Regions from separate parts of the Homo sapiens genome. Here region 2 is linked to region 1. Evidence: chromatin loops called from intact Hi-C (ENCODE). Cell type or tissue: CD4-positive, alpha-beta T cell. All regions are shown on one strand. Each heading gives the region's core, and the rest is flanking DNA. Links, peaks and the distances in the headings are about the cores only.

The links. A loop is a pair of places that touch in the nucleus more often than their neighbours do. Peaks named below come from ENCODE experiments on the same cell type or tissue, not always from the same donor. Only the 100,000 strongest peaks of a DNase experiment are listed, where the experiment ranks them.
Region 2: it touches region 1 in a loop (2.2-fold over the local background); 10 of 110 quality-filtered maps call a loop at or near these places.

What each region holds. Positions count from the first base shown.
Region 1 is chr13:77,075,783-77,078,613 of GRCh38, forward strand. It overlaps MYCBP2 (MYC binding protein 2), which reads right to left. Exons shown (of 83, transcript NM_015057.5): 67 at 1,366-1,605; 68 at 969-1,067. It overlaps MYCBP2-AS1 (MYCBP2 antisense RNA 1), which reads left to right. Exons shown (of 4, transcript NR_046716.1): 2 at 1,034-1,151. Among named protein-coding and RNA genes, the nearest start is that of MYCBP2-AS1, 1.7 kb to the left of the region's middle. In CD4-positive, alpha-beta T cell, for the core only: no CTCF peak of the experiment used is centred there; no DNase peak of the experiment used is centred there.
Region 2 is chr13:77,176,271-77,179,101 of GRCh38, forward strand. MYCBP2 (MYC binding protein 2) reads right to left here. Exons shown (of 83, transcript NM_015057.5): 35 at 1,478-1,684; 36 at 227-358. Among named protein-coding and RNA genes, the nearest start is that of MYCBP2-AS2, 96 kb to the left of the region's middle. In CD4-positive, alpha-beta T cell, for the core only: no CTCF peak of the experiment used is centred there; no DNase peak of the experiment used is centred there.

The DNA.
Region 1 (2,831 bases), core at 322-2,821:
ATTCAATTGACTTAACAGGTAGTTACACAGTCTTGTAGTCATTCAAATGAAATCTCCAAAAGATGTTGAAAGAAGTTACCAGCATTTAAGAAATCTTATTTTTTTCAGACCTCAAACAAAAACAGGACAATGATTAGATACTACTGTATTAAGAAACACAGGGTGAGACAAGGGAAATCCTTGAAATTTATCTTTCAAAGGGCTGCCAAGGTGATTATTTGTAGCATTTAAAGACACTAGAATATTGAGACTAGTCAGAGTTGACTTCTCTTTTTGCAAATGGATGAAGTACAAAAGTTTTAGGTATAGTGTTTTAGTCAGGACCGAAAAAGTAAAGCAACTGTATTTTTGCAAGAAATTTCAAGAACAGTAACAAAGAGTAGTTATTCTAATAAAAATTTACTAAACATGTGTGTGATGCTACCATGATGGATACAAAGACAAATTAGACATGGACTTGGTCTTTAAGAAGCTATGGTTCAGTAGAAGAGAGAAAACATCCATGTAGATAAACATAAGAGAAAAATGAAGAAGAGACACATACAGATTATTATGAACTCCAGCAGAGAGAAAACTGCTTTTGTTTGGGGAAATCATAAACAAATTTCATGAAGAGGATAAATCGTAAAAAAGTTTCATGAAGAAGACAGTACTTTTGAGCTGAACTGTGAAGGACAGGGACAATGGAGGAGGGAGAAGATAACTGATGGGGTATAGCACAGAAATGATTACAAATGAATGCAAAAACCCAAGGTATAGAGCAAATTTGCTGTTACTTAAAATACTAGCTAGATTATACATGAATAATGAATTTCTTTTAGATAGTTCCTTCATCTTTCTAAGAACAAATATGAACTGCATAAAACTGTTATTACATATCCATCAAAATATACAGCAATAAATGAATTATTTCACTGAAAAAAAGAATAAAAAAGGGAAATAAATATCTTTAGAATACAAATAAATACATTGTATACTTTTTCTTCTCCTTCAGGTGATGACAATAGTGCTTTTTCCTCTTGTTCTGGTGTAGGTTCAGCATCTCCAGAGATGAGCTTTCCAAATACCTGATGAAGATATGCATGTGAGAAGGAATTAATGACAGGCATTAACACTATATTGGCCAGAGGACTCATTAGCTGATTCCGCAGGTTTTATAATATGCTACTCTTGCTAATATACACCACTATTTTTCTTAATTACAAATGCAACATGGAACTCAGGTGTTTAGGGCTATGAAAAGAAAAAATGGGCAACATTTATAGCCAGAAATTTCTGTAATAAGTTTCACAAAATATTTTGTTACACTCTTAAAATATATTACATCAATTATCCTGTGCTAGAATATGTTGTAAGGACACTCACTTGAGACGTAATCAGTCTGAATACTCGCAGAGTCTCAGCTTCACAGTTCCTCTGCTGGGCCACACTGGCTGAAATCTGGCCAGCTATTTTTGTGCTTTCACCATCTTTCCAGCCCAGGACTTTGACTTGTCGAACTCTCAGTGTATTTTCTGGGCCTTTTAATTCAATTTTTATGATGTGATTATCCCCTCCTGGAAGTTCACTTGTTACCCAGCCAATGTGCCTGGAATCCAGATCAACCTGGTTGAGTAGAAAAGAGGCAGGAACCTGATTCAGCTGGATCACTTTTATCACTGTGCTGGACTTAGCATTGATACCAGCAAGCTCAAATAACAAAGAATTGCACAGAGTAAAGGTTATGAGGTTATTTCACACTGATTTTCTTATTTCAACCAGGTGAAGATAAGTAATATTATTTATAGTAGCTATTACACAGATGAAGAAACTAAGGTTAATACAGGTTAAGGGATTTTCAGTAAATGGTGGAATTGAGAATTAAAATCCAGGCCTGACTACGATATGGCTTCCGAGCAAAATTATATGAGTGAAATAATTACAAATAATTTATATGACTGTACTTTATCTATATCATCTGTAAGTGGAAACCTCACAAGATCAGAAAAGGGTTCTTTTTTTGTGCATCCTCACATTAAAGTACCATTTAAAGATAAGGGACTTTAAAGTGCAGTTACTTAATATGTTTTACTTTTGAACAAAAATTACATAATATGTAACTTCACACTTGTGATTCCTTATTTCACTAATTTTCATTGAGAATATGACTTTTTTTTTCAAGGATTAAATGTTAATATACTGTGAAATAGTTCTTGACACTATTCCCTTCATAAAATAAAAACTGTTCTTATGGCATTTAATAACCAAGAAATGACCTGGCGATTTCTATGTGATTTAAATAGACATTAAGTTGATATTATTTTAATTAATAATGTCAATTTTCAAAAAGGGGTATTAAGTATAAACAAACACAATCTCATTGAATAGGATTATTTTCCCAAATTCTTCAACAATTTAAACAAAATTTATTATATGTTTAGTCCAAAATCTTAATTGATTCCTTCAATGTGATTTGAAAACAAGCAAGCAAGCAAGCGATTGGCCAACTTTTTGTGAGATAAAGTAGCCAGTGAGGAACAGATTTGACAAAGTTTCATGAATACAAGTAAGGGAGCTTGAGCACAGTCTCAGACACATGCCTAGATAAAACTTAACTTGTTTCTAAAGTTGGTTTAAACTGACTTGCAACCTGGATATAGCTGCAGTGTTATAAGTGTTATAACAGACAGATTTTTCAGGCCAGAGGACAATAACCTGTATTAACTCAAAGTATAGGTGAAGTAAGGTTTTAAGTGTGAATGGGATCTGTGATAAATTTTAAGATACCCTGAGTCTTTGTTGGGGAGTAGGGTAGGGAGACTGTAGGTACAATATAATTGCTCATGACTGGG
Region 2 (2,831 bases), core at 54-2,553, 100 kb after region 1:
CAAAACTTCCTACTACTCCTGACTTTAAGAAACATTATGCAAAAATATAATATAATGTGGTACAACATTAGGTACGTAGTAGGTACTCCATAAATATTTAAGTACCATATAAAGGATAACTTACAAATAGCTATAGGTAACAAACAAAATTCATGGAATACTCTTCACTATTTTAACTACATAATAATACCTCTTATTCACAATAGAAACATTCAGTTGAAACTACCTTTAAAGGAACCACTTTGTCAAGTCTGATCTCAGCTATATCACTGGGTGAGTCATCCGTTGTGTACGTTCCTTTCACTAATTCCAGAGATGTCCATCTGTGGGAATGAGTTGAATCTCCTGCATGTTCACTCTAAAAAAAAAAAATGAAACACAAAAATTCCAACAGACTCTTAATTTTATTGTATGAACAATTTTGATTTATAATTATTATTTTTAAAATTTATTTTCTTGAATATAAAATTAGCCATTAGTATTTTCCCATACATATGAAAGAAAAAGTTGGGGGTACTATATACATTTTTATGTGATTTCTTGAGAAGACTACAACATAAATAAGCTTTTCTCATCTGATGACTTAAACTATTTCTACTTCTTCACATTTATAAAGCCTAATGAAGTAGGGAATAAATTCAAATTAACTAGTGAAAGGAATCAAGTTAGAGATAGAGATAGACTTGCTATTTAATAGGCAATGATTTACATGCTACCCCATCTGTCCCATTTTAATAAAACTCAGGTACTTTAATTTTAGAGAATATAGAAAGATATAGCTCAATCAGTCAACAAATAGTGTCTTCACTAAGAATCACCCATTAGTACTCTATGACATAGTCCATCTCAACATTGTGTTTCTTGAAAAATGACAATATAAAAAAAAAAAAAAACTACTCAAGACTTGTCATCAGGGACTTAGCTAAACACTTTTAGTCTTTAATTCTACTTTAAATCTTTCTCTTTCTGAAAGTACAAAAAATATGAAGCAGTAGTGACCCAAGGTGGAAAGATGGAACACAAACAATCAGGTAAAATCATTATTTTTCAATTTCTTTTCTTTCTTTTTTTTTTTTTTTTTTTTGAGACAGGGTCGGGTCTCACTCTGCTGCCCAGGCTTGAGTGCAGTGGCATGATTATGGCTCACTGCAGCCTCAACCTCCCGGGCTCAAGTGATCCTCCCACCCCAGCCTCCAGAGTAGCTGGGATTACAGGCGTGCGTTGTATTTTTCGTAGAGATAGGGTTTTGCCATATTGCCTAGGCTGGCCTTGAACTCCTGTGCTCAAGTCATCCAACTGCCTCAGCCTCTCAAAGAGCTGAGATTACAGGTGTGAGCCACTGTGGCCAGTCTTTTTCAATTTCTTTAGTGTCATTCATCAGTGATTGATCTAGTAAACCCCTGAACATACTATGACAATGGTAAATCCTGATACACAACCCACTAATCAGGATAAATACTAAAAGGGTGATACTTACATCATCAACCAACACCTCTAATTCATATTCATGAATTCCACCTCCTCCATAGACAGAGAAACCAACCACAACTATTCCAGGTTTGTCTACTGAAAAACAGATTGCATCAGGGGACCCGTTCCCAGTGTTCCAACTTCTGCCCTGACTTGTTTTTGTAAATCGGTTAGCACTAGCTTTTACAGAGTGAAGAGAATTAAGTCCATCAACCTGTGAACAATAAAAGCAATTGTATCAGTAGTTGGTATACCTTTAACAAAACCATCCAAAGGTTTCTAAGAAGTCTAATAAAATAACCTTTATTTAATAAGTGGATATAAACATTCCTAAAGGTATGTTCTACTGAGAGATTAACTCACAATAAAACCAGATTTTATCATTCTAAATTCACAAATCAATGTCACTTGACAGTATTTTCTTCCTTTAGCCATATGAAACTATACTTTCCACTTAATTTATAATGTCAGAAGTACAAGCTTGTCTTATCAGTCATAATGTATGAATAAATCATCAGACTTTGAAAAGAGATGCTAAAAATTTCATCGAAATTCTATAGATCAACAGTTTTCAAACTATGCAACACAGAGCTCTAGAAATTCTGCAGAGATAGGTGTGCAAGGAAGAGGTAAATTTATGGTTCCCCTCTTCAACCAGACTATGTCCTCTCTCCTCTTACCTGTGAATTTGCAAGTAAAACTTCATTTGAAGAAAATGGTCTATACCCTAAGATTGAATACTACGAATATATACAGTGATATTTTTGTAACAGCATTCAGTATTTGAATACGTACACATACACATGTGCAACTATACTAATTATAGACTTTCACTAGAGAGAATTAGAGAACTTACTTTGGGTTGAAATCGCTCTTTTTATTTACAAAGCCTACTTCTAATCTAACTTGGCTACAGAATTTTGGGAGACTAAATAGATACAAAAATGGAAGTTTATGATTCTAACAAAAATTGCAAACTTCTCTGAGAAAGAAATATTCATCTCTAAGCCAGGACCTGTGGGAACTCCCAAAGTTGTATACCAGGCACCCTGTAACTTTTGGTATTCCTTTTCATTGGAAAGGTAAGTTTAAAGGGGAGAACTCTTTAGTAAACTTTGGAAGGGGATCTACACATTATAGACTTTCCTGCATCCTGCAGAGTATACTATCAAAGGAAGGTATTATAGACTAAATGAGTAAATGTAAAAAGTTAAAAAATTTCTGACAAGGGCTTCAATCGTCTCTGAGGCCAAACTCAAAGTTAACCAAGAAACTTAGAAAGTGCTTCCCAGGATGAGAGACTAAAATTAGCTCAAGTGTATGCGATGAACCATATGTATGCGAATTTCTTACGTATGAAT